Regions from separate parts of the Homo sapiens genome. Here region 1 is linked to region 2. Evidence: read pairs that join two places in POLR2A ChIA-PET (ENCODE). Cell type or tissue: GM12878. All regions are shown on one strand. Each heading gives the region's core, and the rest is flanking DNA. Links, peaks and the distances in the headings are about the cores only.

Region 1 (7,448 bases), core at 2,077-6,076, 100 kb after region 2:
TAGAGACAGGGTTTCACCATGTTGCCCAGGTTGGTCTCAAACTCCTGAGCTCAAGTGATCTGCCCACCTCAGCCTCCCAAAGTGTTGGGATTACAAGTGTGAGCCATTGCACCTGTCTGAAAAGTCCTTTTGTAGCTAATTTGTGTCTAAACCTGGGTCCAATCCAGGACCACGAATTACATCAGGTTATTTCTCTTTTACCCTCTATCTGGGTTCATGAAACCACCTTTTTTTGTGTAACCCTAATTTGTTGAAAAGATTGGCCAGGCGCGGGGGCTCATGCCTGTAATCCCAGCACTTTGGGAGGCCGAGGCGGGCGGATCACGAGGTCATGAGATCGAGACCATCCTGGCTAACATGGTGAAACCCCGTCTCTGCTAAAAATATAAAAAAAAAAATTAGCCAGGCGTGGTGGCGGGCGCCTGTAGTCCCAGCTACTCGGGAGGCTGAGGCAGGAGAATTGCGTGAACCCAGGAGGCGGAGCTTGCAGTGAGCCGAGATCGTGCCACTGCACTCCAGCCTGGGAGACAGAGCAAGACTCCGTCTCAAAGAAAAGAAAAGATTGAGCCAGTTTTCTGGAGAATGGTCGTTTGAACTTGACTGCTTTTTTTCTTTTCAGATGGGGTCTCGCTTTGTCCCCCAGGCAGGAGTGCAGTGGCACGATCTCAGCTCGCTGCAACCTCCACCTCCTGGGCTCAAGTGATTCTCTTGCCTCATCAGCCTCCCAAGTAGCTGGGACTACAGGCACGTGCCACCATGCCCGGCTAATTTTTGTATTTTTAGTAAAGACGGGGTTTTAAACCTATGTTGGGCCGGCTGGTCTTGAACTCCTGACCTCAACTGATCCACCCGCCTTGGCCTCCCAAAGTGCTTGGATTACAGGCATGAGCCACCGCGCCTGGCCTAGCCCGTTTTACTAAACAAAATTAGATAGGGCCTTGAGAGATTCAAGTTAGACAGTTCTGGGGATAGAACACATCACAGGAGAGAGAAGTTCTTCATTTTGTAACATTAGGAGATATGCCCTATTGCCCCATCATTAGCCTGATTCTTTTTTTTTTTTTTTTTTTTTTTGAGACCGAGTTTTGCTCTTGTTGCCCAGGCTGGAGTGCAGTGGTGCTCACTGCAACCTCCGCCTCCCTGGTTCAAGTGATTCTCCTGCCTCAGCCTCCCGAGTAGCTGGGATTACAGGCACCCACCACCATGCCCAGTTAGTTTTTGTATTTTTAGTCGAGACAGGGTTTCACCACATTGGCCAGGCTGGTCTCGAACTCCTGACCTCAGGTGGTCTACCTGCCTCGGCCTCCCAAAGTGCTGGGATTACAGGTGTGAGCCACCGTGCCTGGCTATGCTAAATTTCACAGCTTTTAAGTGCTGGCCCAAATTAAAAAAAAAAAAGAAAAAGCTTGTGGGCCAGGCACAGTGGCTCATGCCTGTAATCCTAGTACTTTGGGAGGCTGAGGTGGGAGGACCATTTGAGCCCAAGAGTTCAAGACCAGCCTACAAAATACAGTGAGCCTTTGTCTCTACAAAAAGAATTTTTAAAAAATTAGCCAAGTGTGGTGGCATGTGCCTGTAGTCCCAGCTGCTTGAGAGGCTGAGGTGGGAGGATCCCTTGAGCCCAGGAATTGAAGGATACAGAGAGCTGTGATTGCACCACTGCACTCCAGCCTGGGTGAGAGACTGAGATCCCGTCTCCTTTTTTTTGAGGCAGGGTCCCACTCTGTTACCCAGGCTGGAGCGCAGTGGTGTGATGTTGGCTCACTGCCACCGCCCTGTCCTGAGACCTCATCTGCTTAAAATGCTTGTGGGCAAAAAACAAAAAGTAAGGTCCACCAATATGCACTTTAAGTTGAGATCCCAGCATGAATAAAAACAAATAAGAGGGCTGGGTGCAGTGGCTCACACCTGTAATCCCAGCACTTTGGGAGGCTGAGGCGGGTGGATCACCTGAGGTCAGGAGTTTGAGACCAGCCTGACCAACATGGAGAAACCCCATCTCTACTAAAAATACAAAAAACTTTAGCTGGGCGTGGTGGTGCATGTAATCCCAGCTACTCGGAAGGCTAAGGCAGGAGAATCACTTGAACCTGGGAGGCAGAGGTTGAGGTGAGCCGAGATCGCACCATTGCACTCCAGCCTGAGCAACAAGAGTGAAACTGTCTCAAAAAAAAAAAAAAAAAGGGTGAAGAAAATGTTGAAGAAGGCAGAGACTAATGTAATCTGGAGCATAGAGTTTACTGGAAGACGAATAATGAAGGGAAATAATGGAAGATAAGACTAGAAGTAATTTGGGGCCAATTATTGGAAGGCCTTGAATGCATGCTAGGGAATTTGGACTTTACCGGTAAGTTTTTGAGAAGAGGAATGACTTCCAACCCATTACTCTGGAAAGAATGCAAGAAACTGAGAGAATGCAAGAATGGGAAGAATGTAAGAAACTGGTGTTGGCAGTGTTAGTGAGCTTTGTAGTAATTCAAGGAAGCAGAGGATAAGGGCTTGAAATACTGCAGGAAAGAGAGAATGACATTTGGGAAGAAAAATTGACAGGTTTTAGTAACTGATTAGATTCAGCCAACATTTATGGTGTACCTGTCATGTGTTAGACATAGTACCAAGCATTTAAGATGTATAAATAATTGAGAAATAAGACTTTAAAGGGGCCAGTGCCTCACGCCTGTAATCTCAGCACTTTGGGGTCCAAGGTGGGAGGATTCCTTGAGCCCAGGAGTTTGTGAACAGCTTGGGCAACATGGCAAGACCCTGTCTCTATGGAAAAAAAAAAGTGGCATAGTGGCACATGCCTGTGGTCCCAGCTACTTGGGAGGCTAAGGTGGGAGGATCTCTTGAGCCTGGGAGATTGAGGCTGCAGTGAGCTGTGTTTGCGCCGCTGCACTCTAGCCTGAGTGCCAAGAATGAGACCCTGTCTCAGAAAAAAAATAAGAACAGACTTTAAAGGAACTTGCAGCATTGTAGGTGACACACACTAGAACAACAAATAATGGGAAATATAGAATAGTATGTTGCTAATAGATAGGGACTAAGTACAATGGGACAATGAGGAGGAAAGGGGCCAACTACATATCTGGTGGAATGTGGGAAGGAAGGCTTCGTAAAGGAATCATCAGGGTTAAGTTCTGAACAGGATTGGACACTGGCAATAAAGAAATGTAATGGCCAGATTATTTACTGTGAGGCACTACTGTAAACATTAAACATTAATTTAGTCATCCTAACAACTTTTAATAAAAAGACACTATTGCTGGGCATGGTAGTGCATGACTGTAGTACTAGCTACTTGGAAGACTGAGGCAGGAGGATTGCTTGAGCCCAGAGGCTATGGTGAGCCAACAGAGTAAGACCCATCTCTTAAAAAACAACAACAGGCCAGGCGCGGTGGGTCATGCCTGTAATCTCGGCACTTTGGGATGCCGAGGTGGGTGGATCACCTGAGGTCAGGAGTTTGAGACCAGCCTGGCCAATATGGTGAAACCCCGTCTCTACTAAAAATACAAATATTAGCTGGGCGTGCTTGTGCACACCTGTAATCCCAGCTACTTGGGAGGCTGAGGCAGAATTGCTTGAACCTGGGAGGTGGAGGTTGCAGTGAGCCGAGATCGCACCATTCCACTCCAGCCTGGGCGACAGAGTGAGACTCTTCTCAAAAACAAACAAACAAACAAACAAAAAACATGGACAAGTAACCAAAAATGAGTCACAGATAAAGATGGAGATTTCCAGACTGTGGATGAGAACATGGTATCATTAGCCTAAATAGGGAGTAGAAGAGGATGAGCAGGTTTTGGGGGTGAAGAAATGAGTTCATCTGGGGAACACTGGGTTGGGAGTGCCCCCACATAGATGTGTTTAGTCAGGAAATGGAAACATGGTCTGGAGCTTAAGAACAAGAAGCTAGGGGCCAGGTGCAATGGCTCACACCTGTGATCCCAGCACTTTGGGAGGCTGAGGTGGGTGGATCACCTGAGGCCAGGAGTTCGAGACCAGCCTGGCCAACATGGCGAAACCCCATCTCTACTAAAAATAATAAAAATTAGCTGGGCGTGGTGGTGCATGCCTATAATCCCAGCGACTTGGGAGGCTGAGGCAGGAGAATCACTTGAACCCAGGAGGCAGAGGTTGCAGTGAGATGAGATCACCGCCATTGCACTCCAGCCTGGGCAACAAGAGTGAGACTCCGTCTCAAAAAAAACAAAACAAAACAAGAAGCTAGGGCTAAAGATGTGTATGGAGTAGTTATCTGCCCAGAAGAGATCAAGAAATGCTAGGAATGCATGCAAACACTTAAGAACAGGAAGAAGGCTAAGAATGGGACTTCTTAGCTATCTGGAATGAGGAATTCCAGATAAAATCTGGAACAAAATCTGGCAAATAGATGCATAATAAAGTTGGCTAATTTTTTAAAAGTAATTTTGAAGTAATGAATCACTTAAATGTGGCTCATAAACTAGCTGTGAAGGAGTTCCGGAAATGTTTTCTGCCATGAGAGCATCCCTGATGCAAGTGTAGGATGAGGTCATTTCAGCCCAAGTCTTAAAATGATTTGCTTTACTGGATAAACTGCAGAGACCCGCTGGGCACAGTGGCTCATGCCTGTAATCCCAGCACTTTGGAAGGCCGAGGCGGGCAGATCACTGGAGGTCGGGAGTTCAAAACCAGCCTGACCAACATGGAGAAACCCCATCTCTACTAAAAATACAAAATTAGCCGGGTGTGGTGGCACATGCCTGTAATCCCAGCTACTCAGGAGGCTGAGGCAGGAGAATCGCTTGAACCTGGGAGGCAGAGGTTGCGGTGAGCCAAGATCACGCCATTGCACTCCAGCCTGGGCAACAAGAGCAAAACTCCGTCTCAAGAAAAAAAAAAAAAAAAAAAAACTGCAGAGACCCAAGCCTCTTAGAATTTGGAACAAGTCGACAACTTGAAAGAGGATAATACTAAGTTATTGCTGGGTGCAGTGGTTCATGCCTGTAATCCCAGCACTTTGGGAGGCCAAGGTGGGTGGATTGCTTGAGCCCAAGAGTTCAAGACCAGCCTGGGCAATATGGTGAAACTGTGTCTTTATAAAAAATTTAAAAGTTCATTGGGTGTGGTGGTGCATGCCTGTAGTCCCCAGCTACTGGGGAAACTGAGGTGGGAGGATCGCATGAGCCCGGGAGATGGAGGTCACAGTGAGCCAAGATCGTGCCACCACACTCCAGCCTTGGCAACAGAGCAAGATCCTATCTCAAATCTTATATATAGTTCTTCCCCAACTTTAGCTTTAAAAAACATTACTGGCCGGGCGCGGTGGCTCACGCCTGTAATCCCAGCACTTTGGGAGGCCAAGGCGGGCGGATCACAAGGTCAGGAGATTGAGACCATCCTGGCTAACACGGTGAAACCCCGTCTCTACTAAAAATACAAAAAAATTAGCCGGGCGTGGCGGCATGCGCCTGTAGTCCCACCTGCTGGGGAGGCTGAGGCAGGAGAATGGCGTGAACCCGGGAGGTGGAGCTTGCAGTGAGCCAAGATCGCGCCACTGCACTCCAGCCTGGGTGACAGAGCAAGACTCTGTCTCAAAAAAAAAAAAGAAAACATTACCAGCCGGTGCGGTGGCTCACGCCTGTAATCCCAGCACTTTGGGAGGCCAAGGCAGGTGGATCACGAGGTTAAGAGAGTGAGACCATCCTGGCCAACATGGTAAAACCTCATCTCTACTAAAAATACAAAAATTAGCTGGGCGTGGTAGCATGTGCCTATAGTCCCAGCTACTCCGGAGGCTGAGACAGGAGAATCACTTGAATCCAGGAGGCGGAGGTTGCAGTGAGCCGAGATGGCGCCACGGCACTCCAGCCTGGAGACAGAGTGAGACTCTGTCTCAAAAAAAAAAAAAAAGTTAGTTACATAAAAATAATTTTAAGTCCAGGCCCAGTGGCTCATGCCTGTAATCCCAGCACTTTGGGAAGCCGAGGTGAGAGGATCACTTGAGGTCAGGAGTTCATGACCAGCCTGGCAGCATGGTAAAATCCTGTCTCTACAATGCAAAAATAAGGCGGTGTGGTGGCGTGCGCCTATAATCCTAGCTACTCGGGAGGCTGAGGCAGGAGAATCCCTTGACCCTGGGAGGCAGAGGTTATACAGTGAGCCATGATCGCACCACTGCACTCCAGCCTGGGCGACAAAGTGAGACTAATTTTTTTTTTGAGACAAAGTCTCACTCTGTCGCCCAGGCTGGAGTGCAGTGGTGCGATCACGGCTCACTGCAACCTCTGCCTCCGGGGTTCAAGCGATTCTCGTGCCCCAGCCTCCTGAGTAGCTAGGATTACAGGCATGCGCCACTATGCCCGGATAATTTTTTTATTTTTAGTAGAGACGGGGTTTCACCATGTTGGCCAGGCTGGTCTCAAACTCCTGACCTCAGGTGATCCACCCGCCTCGGCCTCCCAAAGTGCTGGAATTACAGGCGTGAGCCACCGTGTCCAGGCAAAATAATAATACTTTTAAGATCTAAGAATTTATTGCTGAAAAGATCATTATATGGTGAGACTACCTAGTTAGTAAAGAGAAGGAACTTCATGAGGGATGGCAGGGGTTGGGCTGTCACACGGAGATGACCAGCCAGATTAGATGGAAGGTATCTTAGTGGAAAGATGTAAGGGTAAGAAAAACGGGCAATTTAGGCAGGGTATGTTGATAATAGGATCATGTGTTTGTTTAGATGGGGAACTGAGTTCCTGGACAGGGGAATAATATGATGAAAGCAGTGTAATCACACTAATATAGGGTGGATTTCAGTGTGGTGAAACTAGGGCACCTTGAAGGCCATCGTAACAGGCATGAATTAAGATGATGTGCTTGGGGAAGCAACTGATGAATCAGTGTGATGGGCTTGGGAGAAAACAAACTTCAGATAATTAATTCTTAGAGCTGGAAATGAAGGAATTGAGTGAATAGTGGTATCAACAAAAGTGGGAAAAGTTCAGAACGATGATTGTGAGAGAGGAAGAGAAGCTTTGTTTGCATATTAGGTGACACTAGGTCAGCTGTGCAGAGATGTGAACAGCTGGAGATAAAGGACCATGGTTTAGCTGAGGACATACCTGGAAAGGTGGCTCTGAGATTTTGTCTCGGGAGAATGAAGCTTTGGTGGAAATTCCACAGGAGGAAGAAGAAAGCAAATGAGGTGGAGAAGCAGTATACTGAGAAGGAGAAAAACAATAAGTGTTTCTGAAGGCCAGTAAGAAATCAATGTTGTTTCAAACACAGAAAGGATGGAGACTGAGAAGAGATTATTAAATTTGTCCAGTGGTTTCTATTAACGTCTAAAAAACTTCAGGAGGCCGGGCGCGGTGGCTCACACCTGTAATCTCAGCACTTGGGGAGGCTGAGGCAGGTGGATCACTTGAGGTCAGGAGTTCAAAACCAGCCTGGTCAACATAGCAAAACCC
Region 2 (5,919 bases), core at 77-4,076:
TCCTCGGCAAGAGATACTAATGCCAAGGTCACATGACCGTCATACTACTTGCTTACCCAGGTTATGCCGTTGATCTTAAGTCTACTTTATCCAGGAACTTTCTCTCCTTCTTTGGGGTCCTTTACTTGGTATTGATTGCCTTTTGGGACATAGAAATACTGTTGCAGGTAATGATGCCTTCAATTTCAAATTGCAGTACTTTTAGTTCTAAGTAACTTGGCCCTTTTAGACAGAAACTGCTGTGCTGAGGGAGTCCCAGCCCTCTAATCCAAGCAGGGGACAGTCCCACAAGTGACCTTGACTTCTGCAAAGAACTTAGTTTTTCCTGCGGATAATTTAAAGCTGACAGCATCTGAAGGAAAGGAAAGCCTTAGGATGGTTTTGGCTTGCTGTATGTAATTTTTTTTTTTTTTTGAGACAGGATATTGCTCTGTCACTCAAGCTGGAGTCTTGTGGTGTGACCAAGGCTCCCTGCAGCCTCCACCTCCTGGGCTCAAGCAATCCTCCCACTTCAGCTTCCCGAGTAGCTGGGACCACAGGTGTGCACCGCCACGCCTGGCTAATCTTTTTTGATTTTTAGTAGAGGCAGCGTCTCCTTATGTTGCCCAGGCTGGTCTTGAACTCCTGAGCTCAAGTAATCTTCCTGCCTCGGCCTCCCAAAGTGCTGGGATTACAGGTGTGAACCACTGCACCTGGCCTGCTGTGCGTTATTTTTCATGGTTGGCACAAAGTGAAATTTGTAAGATTTACCTTGGTTCTTCCAGGCACCCAGTGGCAAGTACTAGCTGAGCATTTGGGAGATGCTTGTCTTACTTGGCTGTTGCTTCTCCTGCTGCTGGGGAAAAGGGTAAGGAAACCTCTTGGGAAATGAAGCAAGTTCTAGATAGCGTTTTGGCAGAATGGGGGACACTATAATTAGCTCATTTCTGAGCTGCTAACCCAGACCAGATAGTCTAACCCTGCAGTGAATGTGAAAAAGCCTTGGGATTTACCTATTGAATTTATTTTCCTCCTTAAGCCCATAGGGAAGCTCAGAACACTTTTGGGATGACAGAGCTACATAATTATGGTACCATTATTTTCCTGTTAGAGATGGCCTGACGATCCTAGTCACCTATCAGTTGAAAGCCATTAGAAGGCTTTTGACCCTTAAAAGTAGGTCAGGTGCAGTGGCTCACACCTGTAATCTCAGCACTTTGGGAGGCAGAGGCGGGTGGATCACCTGAGGTCGGGAATTTGAGACCAGCCTGACCAACATGGAGAAACCTCATCTCTACGAAAAATACAAAATTAGCCAGACATGGTGGCACATGCCTGTAATCATAGCTACTTGGGAGGCTGAGGCAGGAGGATCGCTCAAACCCAGGAGGCGGATGTTGTGGTGAGCCCAGATCGCTCCATTGCACTCCAGCCTGGGCAACAAGAGCGAAACTCCGTTTCAAAGAGAAAAAAAAGGGCGGGGGGGGTAGCAAAGCCCAATAATGAGTTTATTGGACTGGAAATCTCCTGAGAAATAAGCAATATGACCAGGGTACCAAGAAGCTTGTTGGCTTGTCAGCATTGCTAGCACCTGCCTGTGCTTTCTAGATTAGCCTGTGGATAATGCTAGTCATAATTGGTAATTTTACTTTTGCTAGTAAGGTAGACTTTGGGAGGCAGTAATTTCCTACCAGGGAGAACTGACTCTTACCACTTTGAGTCTCAGCGTCAGGTGTAGTTTTACTTTTCTGAGAAGAAATTTTTTTTTGTTTTGAGACAGAGTCTTACTCTGTCACTCAGGCTGGAGTGCAGTGGCGTAATCTCCGCTCACTGTAACCTCTGCCTCCCAGGCTCAAGCGATTCTCGTGACTCAGCCTCCTGAGTAGCTGGGGTTAGCAGGTGTGCACCACCACGCCCAGCTAATTTTTTGTATTTTTGGTAGAGACGGGGTTTCACCATATTGGCCAGACTGGCGAATTTTTTTAACCTTACTAGGAGACAACATGTGAATTAGTCATTGTTCTATTGTTCTACTCTCACTGTCACATAATTTAAATGTCACATAATTTAAAACACCTGAGTTAGAAGCTAATTCAGAGAGCTTTGAGATTATTTGACTTCTTGTTTATCCAAATTCATTAATGCTAAGCAATGGCCTTAGTATTATCTGTGGGTGACTCAGTTTTGTGACATCAAAAATGTCTTTTCACAGATGATCTGGGTTTGGATTTGGGCTAGGAATTGAAGTAGGGCTGCAGTTCACTTCTGGACTTTTGAAGTCAACATGCTTAACCAACCCTAGCTAAAGGGAACTGTCTCTTGAGCCACTGAAAATTGCTTCTCCAAGCTAGTATGTTTGAAACTGAGTAAATCAATTCAAAGATGTTTCTAGATTACTTCTAGACTTTTTCAAGACACTTAAATGCAAAGGAACCAATGGTTTCTTTACATTGGACTTATACCACTGTACAACATCACCTGTATAAGTCCTACTCAGAAATTGGGTTCAACAAAACCGAGTTGGTTTTGTCCTGCAAAATATTTAGTTAGGTTTTAAAGCCCAAATTTTTTAAAGGTAAGGGCTCATATCTCTGTGCCCTCACTTTGACTATCAGCCTACCCAAAGTAACGGTGATTCCTTGATACTAGAATGGCAGGGGAAGCCTTATGGGGTGTTAGTGGTGAGATGACTGCATTTGGTCTTCCCAGTGGCCTTTAGGTTGGTAGCAGGTGAATGAATGCATGGGGAGGCAGCAAGAATAGTATGGTAGGTAGCAGCGATAGAGTTGGCATTCCTGACTTAAAATCCAAGGGGCAGCAGAAGGGAAACCAGACTTGGTGGATTTCAATAAAGCCACACAATGATTCTTTCTGCCCTGTGTCAATACTTTATGCAACAGAGTAGGATGTGAAATTTAAAACCGTAATGAGGCAACTGTAGCAATAGATCTTTCTTAGCATCTGATTATCTTTCAGTTCTGGCTTCAACTGTGCTTCAACTGCACAAGTTCCTTAGTTCTCTGTTTTGGGTTTTTTTTGGGGGGTGGGGCTGGAGTGCAGTGGTGCGAACATGGCTTGCTATTACTACAGCCTCAACCTCATGGGCCCAAGCAATCCCCCCGAGTAGCTGGGACCACAGGCACGCACAGCCACGCCTGGCTAATTTTTTTGTAGTTTTTTTGGAGACAGTGTTTTGCCATGTTGTCCAGGCTGGTTTCGAACTCCTGGGCTCAAGCAATCCACCAGTCTCAGCTTCCCAAAGTGCTGAGATTACAGGCGTGAGCCACTGCACCCAGCCCTCTGTATTTCTTTTAACATGATGCTATTTTAAAAGGTCTGTAAACTCACAGTGGGCATTGTCACCTGTAATGCTTGCTTATGTTGCAGTTTCCTGGATCCTACCTTCAGATTACAATTCTGCAAAGTAGGATGGGATCTGGAAAAGTTTCTTGTAAATCCCTAAAGTGTCAGGGAGTTAAAACTTGTAAGAACTTCTTTTTTTTTTTTTTTTTTTTTTTTTTTTTTGAGACAGTTTCGCTCTGTCGCCTAGGCTAGAGTGCGGTGGCTCGATCCCGGCTCACTGCAAGATCCGCCTCTGGGGTTCACGCCATTCTCCTGCCTCAGCCTCCTGAGTAGCTGGGACTGTAGGCGCCCACCACCTCGCCCCGCTAATTTTTTGTATTTTTAGTAGAGACAGGGTTTCACCGTGTTAGCCAGGATGGTCTCGATCTCCTGACCTCGTGATCCGCCCGCCTCCACCTCCCACAGTGCTGGGATTACAGGCGTGAGCTGCCGCGCCCAGCCATAAAACTTCTACGAACTTCTAGCAGAAGTAAGGGAATAGTTTCTAATTCCTGAGAAAGTATTATGATGACAGATCCTATATTCTTTATTCACTAGTATATACTTAGTGTACACATAATAAGTAGGTGTTCAAGAATTTTTTTTTTTTCCTTGAGATGGAGTCTCGCTCTGTCACCCAGGCTGGAGTGCAGTGGTGTGATCTCGGCTCACTGCAACCTCTGCCTCCCGGGTTCAAGCTATTCTCCTGCCTCAGCCTCCCTAGTAGCTGGGACTACAGGCACATGCCACCACGCCGGGCTAATTTTTGTATTTTTAGTAGAGATGGGGTTTCACCATGTTGGCCAGGATGGTCTTGAACTCCTGACCTCGTGATCCACCCGCCTCAGCCTCCCAAAATGCTGGGATTACAGGCATGAGCCACCGTGCCCGGCCAAGAAATATTTATTAGCTAGGCATGATGGCTTATGTCTATAATTCCAGCACTTTGGGAGGCTGAGGTAGGAGGATCACTTGAGCCCAGTAGTTTGAGATCAGCCTGGCAACATAGCAAGACCTTGTCTCTTAAAAAAAAAAAAAAAGTTCATTAAATTAAAGTACAATAAGTGTTGGCCAGGCACAGTGGCTCACGCCTGTAATCCCAGCCCTTTGGGAGACTGAGGTGGGCAGATCACTTGAGGTCAGGAGTTCGAGACCAGCCTGGCCAACATGGTGAAACCCTGTCTCTACTAAAAATACAAAAATCAGCCAATCGTGGCAGCTGCCTGTAATCCCAGCTACTAGGGAAGCTGAGGCACAAGAATCACTTGAATCCGGGTGGCAGAGGTTGCTGTGAGCTGAGATCATGCCACTGCACTCCAGCCTGGGCAATAGAGTGAGACTCGTCTCAACAAAAGAACAGTAAGTGTTCCTACTGAAAGGAAAGTTTAATACTTGTGATTCCTGGCTGGGCATGGTGGCAGGCACCTATAATCCCAGCTACTCGGGAGGCTGAGGCAGGAGAATCGCTTGAACCCAGGGGGTGGAGGTTTCAGTGAGCCGAGATCGCACCACTGCACTCCAGCCTGGGTGACAGAGACTCTGTCTCAAAAAACAAAAATAGACTTGTGATTCCTTTCTGAAGATGGAAGCTGGAGGAGTATCTTTTGCAGTCCTCCTTACTGAGTGATCAGTGCATCTTTTTTTTTTTTTTTTTTTTTTTTGAGACAGAGTCTTGCTCTGTCGCCCAGGCTGGAGTACAGTGGCATGATCTCGGCTCACTGCAACCTCTGCCTCCTGGGTTCAAGCAATTGTCCTTTCTCAGCTTCCCGGTTAGCTGAGATTACAGGTGTGCGCCACCGTGCCCGACTAATTTTTGCATTTTTAGTAGAGACAGGGTTTCACCATCTTGGCCAGACTGGTCTTGAACCCCTCACCTCAGGTGATCGGCCTACCTTGGCCTCCCAAAGTGCTGGGATTACAGGCATGAGCCACTGCACCCAGCAGTGATCGGTGACTATTCACGTGAAGAGACTGTTGGAAAATGACAGTTAGGTAGAATTATTAAGGAAATGTCTGTAAGTATGAAGGAGGTCAAAGTATGAAATCTGTAGATTGCTCAGGCTTTTAAGTGGCCTGACCATGTAGTGCCAAACCGACTTCCAGTATCACCGTTGTGAAACACACACATTAAATGGCTTTAGTTCTCTGACCTGGTTCTGGGGAGAGAGGAGCCTTTGTCCTATTTGTGTTCGTGTTCTCTGAATGCAAGTTGTTCCTTCTGCATTGGAAGTGTCTGTAGTACAGGATTTTTTCCTACTGGTTATTAGTGTATTGTGTTTGCTCCATCAGCTAAGCCAGTCCTGCTGGCTTGGCAAGCTCTGATCTTTTGTTGATGAAGGACGAAGTCCCTGTTAAAATCAGGAGCTTCTTCCGCAAGGTTTTTCTGTTTTGTTTTCTAATTTTTTTTAGTATTATTATTTTGAGACGGAGTCTTGCTCTGTCACCCAGGCTGGAGTGCAATGGCGCAATCTCAGCTCACTGCAACCTCCGTCTCCCAGGTCCAGGCGATTCTGCCTCAGCCTCCCGAGTAGCTGGGACTATAGGCATGTGCCACCACGCCTGGCTAATTTTTGTATTTTTAGTAGAGATGGGGTGTCA

Evidence for each region. ChIA-PET counts read pairs that join two places held together with the same protein. Peaks named below come from ENCODE experiments on the same cell type or tissue, not always from the same donor. Only the 100,000 strongest peaks of a DNase experiment are listed, where the experiment ranks them.
Region 1: POLR2A ChIA-PET joins it to region 2 with 6 read pairs; 17 of 35 experiments call an interaction of 5 or more read pairs at or near these places.

What each region holds. Positions count from the first base shown.
Region 1 is chr12:56,194,048-56,201,495 of GRCh38, reverse strand. LOC107984468 (a long non-coding RNA gene) reads right to left here. Exons shown (of 2, transcript XR_007063330.1): 2 at 6,479-7,448. Among named protein-coding and RNA genes, the nearest start is that of TRS-CGA4-1, 7.4 kb to the right of the region's middle. In GM12878, for the core only: no CTCF peak of the experiment used is centred there; no DNase peak of the experiment used is centred there.
Region 2 is chr12:56,293,537-56,299,455 of GRCh38, reverse strand. All of the region lies in intron 1 of CS (citrate synthase), which reads left to right. Among named protein-coding and RNA genes, the nearest start is that of CS, 3.8 kb to the left of the region's middle. In GM12878, for the core only: no CTCF peak of the experiment used is centred there; no DNase peak of the experiment used is centred there; H3K4me3 peaks cover 3,263 bases; H3K27ac peaks cover 1,417 bases.